Regions from separate parts of the Homo sapiens genome. Here region 2 is linked to region 1. Evidence: chromatin loops called from intact Hi-C (ENCODE). Cell type or tissue: CD4-positive, alpha-beta T cell. All regions are shown on one strand. Region 1 overlaps TDRD12 (tudor domain containing 12). Region 2 overlaps RGS9BP (regulator of G protein signaling 9 binding protein).

Evidence for each region. Peaks named below come from ENCODE experiments on the same cell type or tissue, not always from the same donor. Only the 100,000 strongest peaks of a DNase experiment are listed, where the experiment ranks them.
Region 2: a loop joins it to region 1, with 2.6 times the contacts of the local background. A loop is called at or near these places in 7 of 110 quality-filtered maps.

Annotation. Positions count from the first base shown.
Region 1 is chr19:32,742,723-32,750,722 of GRCh38, reverse strand. It overlaps TDRD12 (tudor domain containing 12), which reads right to left. Exons shown (of 33, transcript NM_001366102.1): 4 at 7,823-7,942; 5 at 2,192-2,247; 6 at 854-939. Among named protein-coding and RNA genes, the nearest start is that of TDRD12, 27 kb to the right of the region's middle. RefSeq lists an enhancer at 2,171-2,250. In CD4-positive, alpha-beta T cell, a CTCF peak has its summit at 2,148; DNase peaks (open chromatin) are centred at 2,022, 3,752, 4,562 and 4,972.
Region 2 is chr19:32,678,259-32,686,258 of GRCh38, reverse strand. RGS9BP (regulator of G protein signaling 9 binding protein) reads right to left here. Exons shown (of 1, transcript NM_207391.3): 1 at 7,959-8,000. Among named protein-coding and RNA genes, the nearest start is that of RGS9BP, 6.4 kb to the right of the region's middle. In CD4-positive, alpha-beta T cell, no CTCF peak of the experiment used is centred here; no DNase peak of the experiment used is centred here; H3K27me3 peaks cover 896 bases.

The sequences.
Region 1 (8,000 bases):
GGAGCTGTCACAGGCCAGAGGAGGGGAAGGAGACATGACAAACAGGCGCAGTGGGAGGTGCTGGAGCAGATCCTACATCAGAAAAAGGAAATCAGCCGGGAAACTGTCAACATTCACCTGCCTGCAGGTTTTCAGTGGTATTTTATCAATGTTACTTTTCTGGTTTTAAAAACTGTACTGTGGTTTTGTGCTATGTTAACATCAGGACAACCTGGGCAAAGCATATCCCAAAATTTCTGCACTATTTCTGCATCTCTTCTGTAAGTCTATTTCAAAATACAATTTTTAAAAAATCCATGGTTAAGGTACCCTCCATGGGCTCTGAGCAGCCCTGGATGTGTGCCCCTTCTGTCCACCTCTGCCTGGTGCTGAGGTGTGCCCTGAGCCATCCTTCAGAAAGGGCAGAGGCCAAAATGCTAGCAGCTGGCACCTGGCAGAGGTAGGGGCCACTCACATATGATGTCCGCTTTCTTTCTGCTTGTGATCTGAATTATTTACAGCAAGCACGTTACATACAGTGAGAAAGTCTAGGGGGAAAGGCAGTGAACTAACGCTACAGCAAATTAGTATATTTATAAAAATCATGTTCCCTGAGAAGAAAACAACATTTCATGCTCATCACTATAGGAATAATTTCTTGACCATGTTTAAATAAAATGCCAAAGTCATTTTTTAAAGTAATCAAAAGAAGAAAACACAGACCTGGCTAACTTCGGGTCTAAGATAGACCTTAAGAGATTAAGACAATTTCTATGCTGTACGAACTACAGTGTTTTTCTTGGCATTTATTCTGTTTTATTAAAGTAAAATTTAAAATGATGAAATATTATAAAAATACAATTCTTTCACTTACTTTTTCATCTTTTATAGTTACATAAAGGTAAACCTCAAATGTATCTTCTTCCACAGCACATAATCTGGCTTCCACCTGGGTAGTTGCTAAATAGCATAAATGAAAACACAAATCAGCTGATGTTAAAAGTATATTTGAAACAATCATGACGATTTCCCACCTAGTAACCTCTGCTAACCACTTAAGAGTGCCCAAATGTCTTCCTCGGGCAGGACCAGGGGGAGCATGTTAGGAAAAGGCACTCCTGATTGTGGAGTGGATTATGGGTCCTGTCCCTGTCAACAGGTTCCTGTGCCACCCTGTGGTCCTCTCTTCTCCATGCCTCCCAAACCCAGATTTCCAGTCCCAGGCCTTCATCTGAGGTCCATTCTACCCTGCAAAGCCCCACGGAGTGCAGCACCCGGCTACTCCCTTAGAGACTCAAAACCCCGCAGCAGCAGCATCACTGCCACCTACCAGGTGCTGTGCTAAGTCCTTTAGAAACCTTCTTTCGCTGAGTTCTTACCACTACCTTCAAGGTTAAGTACAGTGGTCATGTCACAGGTGAGGAGACCAGGCTCAGAGGCTAAGTCACTTGCCTGAGCCACTGAGGACTAAGTGGCCGGCCTCCTCCAGACCCGCATTCTCATCTCCCAGCAGCCCCCATGGCTCACAGGGGCCAAAACTCCAGTCACAGTGACCTCCCAGCCTCCCACTGCTCCCAGGTCAAAGGGTCTGGCTCCTCCTCTACCCAGATGATGACACAGCACAGGAGTGGGGCCAGGACCCAACGAGGCACCAGGCAGCACCCCAGGTGTTTCCCATCCACCAACCCTATCACTAAAACCAGGTATCTGACTGCCAGAGGTTAAGACAGATCCCACAAAAGACACTGTTTATAGTCACTGATATAAAATAAAAAGAACAGCTGAAGACATTTTATGCATCTTAAATTAGAAGTAATGAATATTACACAATAAATATCCATTTACTATCTCTTGCTCACTAAAAATGCTAGGTTTTTCATCAATTGCTGGTACAATAAAATCCACATGAATTTATTTTGCAGCGCCGCAGCTTTTATGCAAACGAAGAGGCAGGTATTATTACTGTGTAAGGGTTCCCCTGCACAAACAGCCCCCTGCTGATCTCAGCTGTCAATTACTGACATCCACTGCCACTAGGGGTGCAGAGTTACTGTGGCACTTGAGCTGGAGGAAGCCCCAGGTAGCTTAGGGAACTCCTCTGAGGAGGGCCGTTTGGCCAACAGGGGCATCTCCAACCCCCGCCAGCAGCAGAAGCTGAGGCCTCTGTGGGTGTCACTTCCAGGCAGGCTGCAGTGATCAGGCACTGGCTTACCTTTCAGAAGGTTCTGAAAGTACTGAATAGCTGCATTGTCCCACTTCTTGGCAGGTCTGGAACAGTGAACAGATGCAACTCCATTACATAAAAATCTGAGGCTAGCACACCAACAGCATTTTGTAAACCATGCACTGGACATTTCTCACACTACATATGGAACACGTGATGCAGATGATGGGGCACCTGGCACTGGCCCTGCTCTGGGGGTGAGGATCCCACTGCATCCTGCAACACGCTCGTCTCAACACTGTCACCTGCACCGGTGCAGACTCATAGCACAGAGGCCCCACTGAGACCAACCTGTGCTCACCACTGCACTGTCTGTCACACCACCACCATCCCCAGACAAATCAGTCTCCTCAACCAGAACACAAGCTCCTGGGACAGGGATCCTGAGTGTGGGGTGTCTAACACAGTCTGGCACAGAGAGGGCGCGACACATGCTGGTACACCGACACCCTCACAGGCAGTCATGGGAGAGCCAGATACTATCTTTGTTTCATTTTGTTTTTTTGAGACAGGGTCTCTCTCTGTTATCCAGGCTGGAGTGCAGTGGCATGAACACAGCTCATTGCAGCCTTGAACTCCTGGGCTCAAGGGATCCTCTCATCTCAGCCTCCTGAGTAGCTAGGACTACAGGTGTGCCCCACCACACTCAGCGATTAAAAAAAATTTTTTTTTTAATAGAGAGAGGGTCTAGCTATGTTGCTCAGGCTGGTCTCAAACTCCTGGGCTCAAGTGATTCTCCTGCCTTGGCCTCCCAAAGTGCTGGGATTACAGGCGTGAGCTAACGCACTGGGTCTCGGCTACTATAAAACTACTGTTCCTCACTCTGCTGACCCTAGCGCCCTCTCACTGGCTCCCATTTTACCCCTGTCATCTTGTCCTTTCTACATCTTTCTTATGCTTTGCAAAGAAAATTGTAGGAAAAGCTGTAGGCAGTGGGGAAAGAGGAGAAACTTGGAAGCAAGGAAAAAAATAAAATGTCAGGTCAGAATGATGTTCTATGTTTCTTCTGATTTTATGTACCAGAGATGCCACCACCATCCTCCAAGAATTCTTTTAAAGATCAAATGAGATAATGTACATAGAACACTTAGCCCAGTGCCTGGACATAATCATTACTCAAAAATGTTGGTTATTTTTATTCTTATAAGAAAGATATTAAACAATTCAAGAGAATTACAAAGGATTTCTAAAAGGCAGTAAAGGCAGTGGTTCTAAAACCTTGTTACACACAAAGAATTACCTAATAATTAGCTTTTTTAAAAAAGAAAAATGTAGTAGATTACTAATAATGAAAAGGCAAACAACCCAAGAGAAAACCCAATCTAACATATGAACAAGTAAATCAGCCAGTCTCTCCCTCTCTCACACAGAATAACCACATGAGTCAGTCTCTCTCCCCCTCTCTCACACACACAGAATAACCCCATCAGCCAGTCACTCTCCCTCTCTCACACACACAGAATAACCACCTCAGCCAGTCTCTCCCCTCCTCTCTCACAGAATAACCACCTCAGCCAGTCTCTCCCCTCCTCTCTCTCACAGAATAACCACCTCAGCCAGTCTCTCCCCCTCTCTCTCTCTCACAGAATAGCCACATCAGCCAGTCTCTCCCTCTCTCTCTCTCTCTCTCACACACACACACACAGAATAACCACATCAGCCAGTCTCTCTCCTTCTCTCACACACACAGGATAACCACATCAGCCAGTCTCTCTCCCCGTCTCTCTCACACACAGAATAACCACATCAGCCAGTCTCTCTCCCCGTCTCTCTCACACACAGAATAACCACATCAGCCAGTCTCTCTCCCCCTCTCTGTCACACACAGAATAACCACATCAGCCAGTCTCTCTCCCCCTCTGTCACACACAGAATAACCACATCAGCCAGACTCTCTCTCTCACACACACAGAATAACCACATCAGCCAGACTCTCTCTCTCTCACACACACAGAATAACCACATCAGCCAGTCTCTCTCCCCGTCTCTGTCACACACAGAATAACCACATCAGCCAGTCTCTCTCCCCCTCTCTGTCACACACAGAATAACCACATCAGCCAGTCTCTCTCCCCCTCTCTGTCACACACAGAATAACCACATCAGCCAGTCTCTCTCCCCCTCTCTGTCACACACAGAATAACCACATCAGCCAGTCTCTCTCCCCCTCTCTGTCACACACAGAATAACCACATCAGCCAGTCTCTCTCCCCCTCTGTCACACACAGAATAACCACATCAGCCAGACTCTCTCTCTCTCACACACACAGAATAACCACATCAGCCAGACTCTCTCTCTCTCTCACACACAGAATAACCACATCAGCCAGTCTCCCCGTCTCTCTCACACACAGAATAACCACTTCAGCCAGTCTCTCTCCCCGTCTCTCTCACACAGAATAACCACATCAGCCAGTCTCTCTCCCCCTCTGTCACACACAGAATAACCACATCAGCCAGACTCTCTCTCTCACACACACAGAATAACCACATCAGCCAGTCTCTCTCCTTCTCTCTCTCACACACACACACACACAGAATGACCACATCAGCCAGTCTCTCTCTCTCTCACACACACACACAGAATAACCACATCAGCCAGTCTCTCTCCCACTCTCTGTCACACACAGAATAACCACATCAGCCAGACTCTCTCTCTCACACACACAGAATAACCACATCAGCCAGTCTCTCTCCTTCTCTCTCACACACACACACACACACACACAGAATGACATCAGCCAGTCTCTCTCTCTCACACACACACAGAATAACCACATCAGCCAGTCTCTCTCCCACTCTCTGTCACACACAGAATAACCACATCAGCCAGTCTCTCCCTCTCTCTCACACACACAGAATAACCACATCAGCCATTCTCTCTCTCTCCCTCTTTCACACATACACAATAATCACATGAATACATGTGACAGCTTTGCAAGTCAGAAAAATAAAAATACCATTTTTACTGAGCAAACAAGCAGAAATTAGAAAGTCTAACGATATTCAATATTGTGTGGGAATAACAGTGCTTTCCATACCCCAATGATGGCAGTATAAATTGCTAGTCTTTTTGAAGGGGAATTTGACAAAATCTGTAAAACTGTAATACACACGTTAAAAGGGTGTTCTGCATAAAACACAAACACAAAGGCATCAGATGTCAAAGAAGGTGACCAAACCCCAGTAGGCCCTTCCCTGGGGGCATCCTAGGTTGGGTGGGGAAGGGCCCGGAAGCCCACATTTGTTCTGGGAAGAGCCCATGCAGAGAAGGTCAAGAAAGACAGGACCAACTGCCTCTGAGGGGAGCTGGGTTGCACACACAGGGGCCCCAATCATGCCTGAAGGGTGGGCAGTGGGCCGCTCTGAAAGAGGGCAGTACAGGGGGCAGGGGCTGCTGTGTGCAGCAAATCCCACTCCCAGAGCCTTCGGTGAGTAGTGGGGGGGGCTGGCTGGAGGGCGGCCTGGTAGGGCGCATTGGCCTCAGCAGGGACTTATCCTCACATCAGTGTAGATGCCACGCCAGCCGCAAGAGTGATGCACTCACCACCACAAGGAAACTGTGGGGGCTGGGGTGAGTGGAGAATGGGAAGGTCACCAAACAGCCCATGAAGGCAGCTTCTGAGTTCAGAGTACACAGTGCAACATGGCATGCCAGTGGAGTCAGAACTGGACTGCTCCCTGTGGCTTTTCCTTCCATAATGCCATCGTCCCGGGAAGGGAGAAGAGGAGGAGCACCGGGTGGGAGGATGGGGCTGATGTCTCTACAGACCACAGGAGGCAGAAGTCAGGCCACTCGGTAGTGCTCATTCAAGACAGCAGACATGGCGCCCGCACCCGAGAGGGAACTGCCCAGGGCAGGGATCTGTCCTGTACAAACACTAGCGATGCAGTCAAACACTAGAAAAAGGGAGCAAAGATGGGGTGCGGGGCACACGTATATATATATGCCTCTACGTCTGTGTATTTTATACAGATTTATCTATATTCTTTTGTTTTTTTTTTTTTTTTTTTTTTTTTGAGACGGAGTCTCACTCTGTCACCCAGGTTGGAGTGCAGTGGCGCAATCTTGGCTCACTGCAACCTCCACCTCCTGGGTTCAAGCGATTCTCTTGCCTCAGTCTCCCGAGTAGCTGGGATTACAGGCGCGTACCACTGCGCCTGGCTAATTTTTGTGTTTTTAGTAGAGATGGGTTTCACCATGTTGGCCAGGCTGGTCTCGAACTCCTGACCTCAAGTGATCCGCCTGCCTCAGCCTCCCAAAGTGCTGGGCTTACAGGCATGAGCCACCAGGCCCGGTCAGATTCATCCATATACTTACGGGACTGTACTGTGCAAATGGTTTGGAAACAACCTAGTGGCTACACAGAGGGGAATGATTAAATACAGCAAGTATGTCAATCACATCCACCCACGAAAAAGACTAAAAGTAGAAAGAAGAGATACGTATGTTGACAAAGAGTTTCAACATACTTTTTTTTTTTTTTTTTTGAGATGGAGTTTCACTCTTGTTGCCCAGGCTGGAGTGCAGTGGTGCGATTTCGGCTCACTGAAACCTCTGCCTCCCGGGTTCAAGCAATTCTCCTGCCTCAGCCTCCTGAGTAGCTGGGATTACAGATGCCTACCACCACGCCAGGCTAATTTTGTATTTTTAGTAGAGACAGGGTTTTGCCATGTTGGTCAGGCTGGTCTTGAACTCCTGACCTCAGGTGATTCCCATGCCTTGGCCTCCCAAAGTGCTGGAATTACAGGTGTAAGCCACCGCGCCTGGCCTCAACACATATTCTTAAGTTAATTCTGCAAATAGGACAGTATGTTCTAATTTTCGTTAAAAGCTCCACATAGATAAGTGTGTGTAAAAGCACTGACAAAGGCCTGCAAGTTCAGAGCTGGAAAAGATCACAGAGGCCTCCCAGGAGGAAAGATGTGGGCCTGGAGAAAATTGCAATGGACTCTTTTATAATGCTCCATGGGCCCAGCACAGTGGTTCATGCCTGGAATCCCAGCACTTTGGGAGGCCAAGGTGAGAGGATCGCTTAAGCCCAGAAGTTTGAAACTAGCCTGGGCAAGATAGTGAGACCCTATCTCAAAAAAAGAAAGCAAGAAGGGAGCAGGGGAGGAGAGCGGAGGGGCGGTGGGGAGAGGGAGTGGGGGAGGGGAGGGGAGGGGAGTTAGCTGGGTATGGTGGCATGTGCCTGTAGTCCCAGCTATTTGGGAGGCTGAGGTAGGAGGATTGCTGGAACCCAGGAGGGTGAAGCTGCAATGAGCCATGATCATGCAACTGCACTACAGCCCGGGCAAAAGGGTGAGACCGTGCGCGCGTGCGCGTGTACACATGTATAATACTCCATGATCCTATGTTTTATGAATATTTTTCTTTACAGTTAATTTATTACTTTTTGTAAGTTTGAAACAAAGGCAAGAAGCACAGAGCTCAGGCCCTGCTCCAAACCCCCTCAACCACAGCCAGGTCAGACAAACACTGACTCAGAAGCCCCTCCTGAAGAACAGAGACCTCCTGCTCAGCACTTCTACAGAGGAACTGACTTCATACAAAGATCGTGCACTTGATAGAAGGCTTTTACTAATGATTCGAAGGACTTAAGAAACTGTACTTACACAATGTCAGTACTGTCTCGGCAGAAGTCAATGTGTAATGTGACAGGCTTTGTGCAGTACAGGCTGAATTTTTTTGCTCTATAGGGAAGCTGCATAAACGATTCTACTACAACTCGGATGCTAAAAAGTAAAACAGAAACAGCTCCATTATATAGAAAATTATATATAACATACTCCG
Region 2 (8,000 bases), 64 kb after region 1:
CTCCTGCCTCAGCCTCCCAGGTAGCTGGGATTCCAATTTAAACAACAGAATAATATTTTCTAGATGACAAAATTATTCAAAATTTTATCGTAAGAACAATATAATCTCATTCCGGAAAAATACTGAAAAACACCATTCATAATCCTACCACTTTGTTAATATTAATATATATTAATAATATTTTTATTTCTTTACTTCCCTGTAGATCTTTCCATATGCCTAATACGTACATACAAGCAGGGGACACTCAACTTTGCTTTCTGGTACTAGCATATTAAAAGTACTCTTTAAATATATGTATTTTTTTTTTTTTTTTGAGACGGAGTCTCGCTCTGTCGCCCAGGCCGGACTGCGGACTGCAGTGGCGCAATCTCGGCTCACTGCAAGCTCCGCCTCCCGGGTTCACGCCATTCTCCTGCCTCAGCCTCCCGAGTAGCTGGGACTACAGGCGCCCGCCACCGCGCCCGGCTAATTTTTTGTATTTTTAGTAGAGACGGGGTTTCACCTTGTTAGCCAGGATGGTCTCGATCTCCTGACCTCATGATCCACCCGCCTCGGCCTCCCAAAGTGCTGGGATTACAGGCGTGAGCCACCGCGCCCAGCCTAAATATATGTATTTTTGAAACAGAGTCTCACTCTGTCGTCCAGGCTGGAGCACAGTGGTGTGATCTCGGCTCACTGTAACCTCTGTTGCCTGGCTTCAAGTGATTCTTCTGCCTCAGCCTCCCAAGTAGCTGGGATTATAGATGCATGCCACCACGCCCGGCTAATTTTTGTATTTTTAGTAGAGATGGGGTTTCACCATGTTGGCCAGGCTGGTCTCGAACTGCTGACCTCAAGTGATCTGCCCACCTCAGCCTCCCAAAGTGCTGGGAATTACAGGCGTGAGCCACTGCACCTGGCCAGAAGTACTCTTTAAATCCTTTTGACAACAGGAGCTCTTATTTGGCTTATTTACATTGGTCTTAATAAGCCTTAAAGTTTTAAAATTCTCGAGCCAGTGCGGTGGTTCACATCTGTACTCCCAGCACTTTGGGGGGCCAAAGCAGGCAGATCACTTGAGATCAGGAGTTTGAGACCAGCCTGGCCAACATGGTGAAACCCCATCTCTAGCAAATACAAAAATTATCCGGGCATGGTGGCATGCACCTGTAATCCCAGGTAGTCTGGAGGCTGAGGCATGGGAATGTTGAACCCGGGAGGTGGAGGCTGTAGTGAGCTGAGATCGCACCACTGCACTCCAGCCTGGGTTGACAGAGCAAGGCTCTGTCTCAAAAAAAAAAAAAAAAAAAAAATTCTCAAACACCAAAGAACAAGTATGCCCAAGATCTCATGGTACTGCGATAAAAACATCCAGAATCTCTTCTATGGAATTAGATGAAAAATAAGTGAGAAAAACATCTTTCCAGATATTATTCATCTTGTCCTCATGGAGAGAAGACTGCAACATGACCTTCAGTCAGTTCCTAACAGCCAGAAAAAACAATATTTGAAATATGACTTTGATCTGTGTTGACCATAGCCAAAGATCTTTCATATGGAGACCTATCTTCTTGGATTGCATCCTGCATTAAAATCTGAGTATAATCATATTGTGGGCTGGGCTGGGCAGGGTGGCTCACACCTGTCATCCCAGCACTTTGGGAGGCTGAAGCAGGCAGGCAGATTGCTTGAGCCCAGGAGTTTGAGAACAGCCTGGGCAACATAGTGAGACCCTGTCTCTACTAGAAATATAAAAATTAGCCGGGCATGGTGGCACCACATGTGTAGTCCCAGCTACTCAGGAGGTTGAAGTAGGAGGATCACCTAAGCCCAGGAAGTAGAGGCTGTAGTAAGGCGTGATCGTGCCACCGCATTTCAGTGTGGGCAACGGGAGTGAGACTGTCTCAGAAAAAAAAATCACATTGCAGAAAAGCACTTGGAGATTTATAATCCTGAACATCTTCTTATGTAATGAAATCTGTGAAGGGTAAATACATTGATCAGGATGTTCACTCCCACTCAAATATCAAAAATTAAGAATATATATATTTTTAAAAGGCCAGGTGCAGTGGCTTATGCCTGTAATCCCAACACTCTGGGAGGCTGAGGCGGGTGGATCACCTGAGTTCAGGAGCTTGAGACCAGCCTGGCCAACATGGTGAAACTCCATCTCTACTAAAAACACAAAAAATTAGCTGGGTGTGGTGGCAGATGCCTGTAATCCCAGCTACTTGGGAAGTTGAGGCAGGAGAATTGCTTGAACTCAGGAGGCAGAGATTGCAGTGAGCCGAGATCATGCCATTGCACTCCAGCCTGGGAAACAAGAATGAAACTCCATCTCAAAGGAAAAAAGAAGAGGCCAGGTGTGGTGGCTCATCCTTGAACCCAGGAGGTGGAGGTTGCAGTGAGCCATGATTTCACCACTGCACTCCAGCCCGGGTGACAGTGTGAGACTCTGTCTCAAAAAAAAAAAATCACAAGTTGAGGCTGGGCACAGTGGCTCCTACCTGTAATCCCAGCACTTTGGTGGAGGATCACGTGAGGCCAGGAGTTTGAGACCAGCTTGGGCTACATAGCAAGGCCCTGTTTCTTTTTTTTTTTTTAATTTTATTTTTATTTAACTTTTTCCCCTTTTTTTCCTATTATTTATTTTTCGTTTTTTTAAATCACAAGTTGATGTCTGAATCATTGGAAGGTGCCTTTTCCCACTGTTATTATTTTTAATTATGGCATGCTATCCTTAATTTTTTAAATTAATAGACCTTCTAGTTTGAGACATCATTCAAAAAGTAGACAAAGCCAGGCATGGTAGGGCATGTGCCTATAGTCCCAGCTACTAAGGAGGCTGAGGCAGGAGGATCGCTTGAGCCTGGGAGCTCAACACTGCAGTGGCCTATGATCACACCATGCACTCCATCCTGGGCAACAGAGCCAGACCATGTCTCTGAAGATGAATAAATGAATAAAACAAAATAAAACATTTCTAAAAATAAAACAAAATCAAAGAGTAGACAGGAAGTCCTGAATTCCATCCACCTTAGATCTGATACCACATACAAAATCAAGCTAGGCTGTGCTCGTGTTTCCCAGTGGTAAAGCAGCTCATGCAGTTCTAAGGCTACCAAGTTACTTATGGGATAGGATTCTCCCAGCCTCCAAGACAAATGACAGAGCTTCCTATCTACTGTTTCCCAGGCTCTGATGTTCAGGTGGCCTGGATTGCTGGGTAAAACAGACTGTTTTAATAATCAGTGGGCTTTCTTAGACTCCGACTTAGAGCCTGAATTTAAATTCCTAATCTAATTTAAATACTACCAATAAGTAGCATTTACACACATTTGCTTTTAAGCCCATACACTAATTCTGATGTGCACTGAAAGCATGATATGCTTAGTTACTTCTGATTTTGAAAATTAATTTGAAGTTTAAAGTATTTTTATTAGTTTTTGAAACTAATATTAGACAATAACCAGCAAATGATATGATTCCATTCCATTATACACAAAACCAACCAACTACACCAAAAAAGACAAAAACAAAACCAACAAACATAGCCCTTTCTTGTTTAACTGCATTTTGTTCAATGTTTTAAGCTCTAGAAGGGGAATCTTTGAGTTAATCAGGTAGGACCCTCATTTTGCAAATGAGAGACATGAGGCACAAGTAGGTCAATGACTTATTGAGGTACTTGGAGAGCGAGGCAGTGTCCTCTGCCCATCGCAGCTGGCCAGGCCTTGCAGGAGGAGACACACCCAAAAGAAATGTAGAGGCCAGTTCTACCACATTCATTTCACGCCCTGGGGCTCGCACCCTTAAAAAGCATTCATTGCAGAACAGAGAAGTACATTTTGAACAGGAGTAGAGTAGTTAAACATGTACCAATGTGCACATTAAAAAGCAAAATAAAATGCAGCATTGTCAGAGTCCTCATGGAAACTAGAACTCTCTTTAACCAAAACTACTTTTTAGTCATTCAGTATCACATATCTTTTATGTTGCTTACGGTAAACGTCAGGTAAATCATGATATTTATGCTTTAATTTTATTTACCAAAAATATTTTTTTCCTTATGGGATTTAAAAGCACATATTCTTAGCTTGTGCACAATAGCTCATGCCTGTAATCCCAGAACTTTGGGAGACAGAGCTGGGAGGATCACTTGAACCCAGGAGTTCAAGATAGCCTGGGCAACATAGGGAAACCCCATATCTACACAAAATTTTTAAAATAAATTAGCTGGGTGTGGTGGCATGCACCTGTAGTGCCAGCTACTCGAGAGACTAAAGTGGAAGAATCACTGGAGCCCAGGAATTCAAGGCTGCACCGAGTCATGATCTTGCCACTGTACTCCAGCCTGGGTGACAGAGCGAGACTCCGTCTCAAAAAAAAAAAAAAAAAAAAAAAAAAGCAGCTAGGCGTGGTGGCTCATGCTGGTTATCCCAGCACTTTGGGAGGCCGAGGCTAGTGGATTGCTTGAGCTCAGATGTTCAAGACAAGCCTGGGCAACATGGTGAAACCCCATCTCTACAAAAAAAAAAAAAAAAATTAGCTGGGCGCCTGTAATCCCAGCTACTTGGGAGGCTGAGGCAGGAGGATCACTTAAGCCCAGGAAGTGGAGGCTGCAGTGATCCAAAGTTGTGCCACTGCACTCCAGCGTGGGTGACAGAGCCAGACCTTGTCTCAAAAAAAAAAAAAAAAAAAAAAAAAAAAAAGAAAAGAAAAGAAAAAAAGCATATGTTCTTAGAATACATAAAAATAATTTGCCAGGCATTTTTTTCTCCTACAAATATTATTTTTACTAATAACAAAAGCCCAGATCACATTCTTCTGAAATCAAAGTTTCCATGATAAAAGCCTTGACATTCCAAGTTTTTGTCTTTTCAGTGTCAGCTAACACAGTTTGAATTTTTTGTTTTTTTTTCCTACACTTGTATCATAGTTTAAGGTCATACTAAATGTTCACAGAAAATTAATGACTTATGCATCAAACATCTCAATTTAATCAGGCTTCTATTAGAAAGCAATCTCTTGCATTACATATAAAAATGAGAGCAGAGATACTAGTTAGAGAGCAGCCTATTGCACAAGGCAGAAAGTGATTTTGCTTGTCGTATAGCAGAAGTTCTATTAGGCAATGTCATAACTCCAAATAATACCAAATACCCCTAATACTTAAAATTTTCAAACTCAAAGAGCTGTTTATGTTAATAGGTCCAACAGGGTGAGTATATTTATTGTAATTCAGCTTTTTTTTTTTTTGCAATATTTTATCACTAATTTCAGCGAGCAGAAGACCTTCAGAATCAAGTACACATCTGATCCACATATAACTAAATACCCAAAGATCAGCCAAGTGGGTAGAAAGAGTGACAACAACAAAAACTTGTTTATCCTGCCGGGCATGGTGGTGCAAGCTTGTAGTCCCAGCAATTCAGGAGGCTGAGGAAGGAGGATCGCTTGGGCCCAGGAGTTTGAAGTTGCAATGAGCTACAATTGCACCACTGCACTCCAGCCTGGGTGACAGATTGAGACCCTGTCTCAAAAAGAAAAACCTTGTTTTTCCCACTGCCCTCAGTGAAACACACATCTGATGGGTTGTTTCAACAATAGGTTCTGCTAAACCATTTTAAAAAAAAAAATTCATAACCCGAAACACCTTGATAAGAACAAAGGTTCCCAGTCTTAGAAACAGTAGAATACCTTTAGGACTTCATTTTTAGATACATTTTCTTTTCTTTCTTTTTTTTTTTTGAGACAGAGTCTTGCTCTGTTGCCCAGGCTGGAGTGCAGTGGCACAATCTTGCTCATTGCAACCTCCACCTCCTGCATTCAAGCGACTCTCTTGCCTTAACCTCCTGAGTAGCTGGGACTATAGGCATGTGCCACCATGCCCGGCTAATTTTTATATTTTTTAGTAGAGATCGGGTTTCGCTATGTTGGCCAGGCTGGTCTCGAACTCCTGGCCTCAGGTGATCCACCTGCCTCAGCTTCCCAAAGTGCTGGGATTACAGGCTTGAGCCACTGTGCTGGCCTAGGTATATTTTCCAACACAGGGTAATGAAATGTCCCAGCCTTCTCTTGCCAGAGATGAGACTCTGGGGAAGGTAACGAGAGAGTCCATATGTGGGAGGAGTGGCTTAAAAACGTTCTATGTCATTTTCAAAGGCACTCTGGGCAACCAGGTGCAAAAGAATTTGAAGTGGCCCCTATTCAGATTCACCCACACTGGGTGAAGCAAGAGGTTCTTGTTATTAGTAATTGTCAGCTAAGCATGGTGGTTCACGCCTATAAATCTCAGGGTTTTGGGAGGCTGAAGTGGGAGGACTGCTTGAGCCCAGGTGTTTGAGACCAGCCTGGGCAACATAGTGAAGGCTCCATTTGTACAAGAACTAAAAAATAAAAATATTTTAAAAATTTGCAGGGTGTGATGGTGCACGCCTGTAGTCCCAGACAGGAGGCTGAGACAGGAGGATCTCTCAAGCGCAAGAGTTTGAGGCTTCAGTGAGCTATGATTGTGACACTGTACTCTAGCCCCGGTAACATAGAGACCCAGTATCTTAAAAAAAAAAAAAAAAAAAAAAAGTAATTGCAAAACATTTAATCAGCTTAAGACCTTGTGGGTCTTTTAAAAGCATGATCACAGACACAAACACAGATCCTACATTTGCCCTATCTGAGCTGCTGGAATCTCTTGGTCCTCCTGAGGAATAGTGGGGGGTTGGGGGGAGAGTGAATCTTAAGTCTGGGTGTCCTGACAGCATCCCTTCTGCTATCCACCTCTGCCCCTTGGTCCTCCAAGCGGCCCATGTGAAAAATGGCCAATTCCTTTCCCCTGGTCACCCCTGTTCTCACTTCTGGGGTAAAAAAGAATTAAAAAAAAAATCCTTGTCAGTTTTCAGCCAAAGTCTCTGGAATTTATTGCAAATTACCTTTAGAAAGTTAAATGTGGCCTGGCGAGGTGGCTCACGCCTGTAATCCCAGCACTTTGGGAGGCTGACGTGGGCAGATCACCTGAGTTCAGGAGTTCAAGACCAGCCTGGCCAACATAGTGAAACCCCATCTCTACCAAAAATACAAAAATTAGCCGGGCATGGTGGCAATCGCCTGTAATCCCAGCTACTCGGGAGGCTGAGGCAGGAGAACTGCTTGAACCCAGGAGGCAGAGGTTGCAGTGAGCCCAGATCACGCCACTGCACTCCAGTCCGGGCAACAAGAGTAAAATTCCATCTCAAAAAAAAAAAAAAAAAAGAAAAAGAAAAGAAAGTTAAATGCATCTGTTTTTACAGCCTAACTTACCCAAGAATGGGACAGAGCTCTCTCTGGACCACAGGCAGGATTTGGCAGCACTGCTCAGGCAGATGTCATCCTGGGACCAAGGACCAAGCATTTTCTTACTTGTTGATCAAAAGAATTAAAGGCCACTTAACATTCTGTCATTTACACTTGTGTGGCTACTCAAGAATATAGATTTTATTTTGCAGTGAAATTATAGAAAAAAATAAAGAATATTGATTTTAGACTGAGCATAGTAGCTTATGCCTGTAGTCCCAGTACTTTGGGAGGCCTAGGTGGGAGGACCACTTGAGGCCAGGAGTTTGAGACCAGCCTGGGCAACATAGCCCAACTCTGTCTCTACAAAAAATTAGTTGAGTGCCGTGATGCACACCTTTAGTCCCAGCTACTTGGGAGGGTGAGGTGGGAGGAGAGCTTGAGCCCAGGAGTTCAAGGCTGTGGTTTGCTGATTGCGCCCCTGCACTCCAGCCTGGGCGACACCACAAGATCCTATCTCTAAAGAAAAATAAAAATAAATAAATAAATTAACTGCCTTAAAAACATTAGCCAGGTGCGGTGGCACACACCTGTAGTTCCAGCTACTCAGGAGGCTGAAGTAGGAGGATAGTTTGAGCCCGAGATTTGGAGGCTGCAGTGAGCCACAATCACACCATTGCACTCCAGCCTGGGTGACAGAGGGAGACCCTGTCTCAAAAAAGAAAAAAGTGGGGGGGGGGGAAGACTAT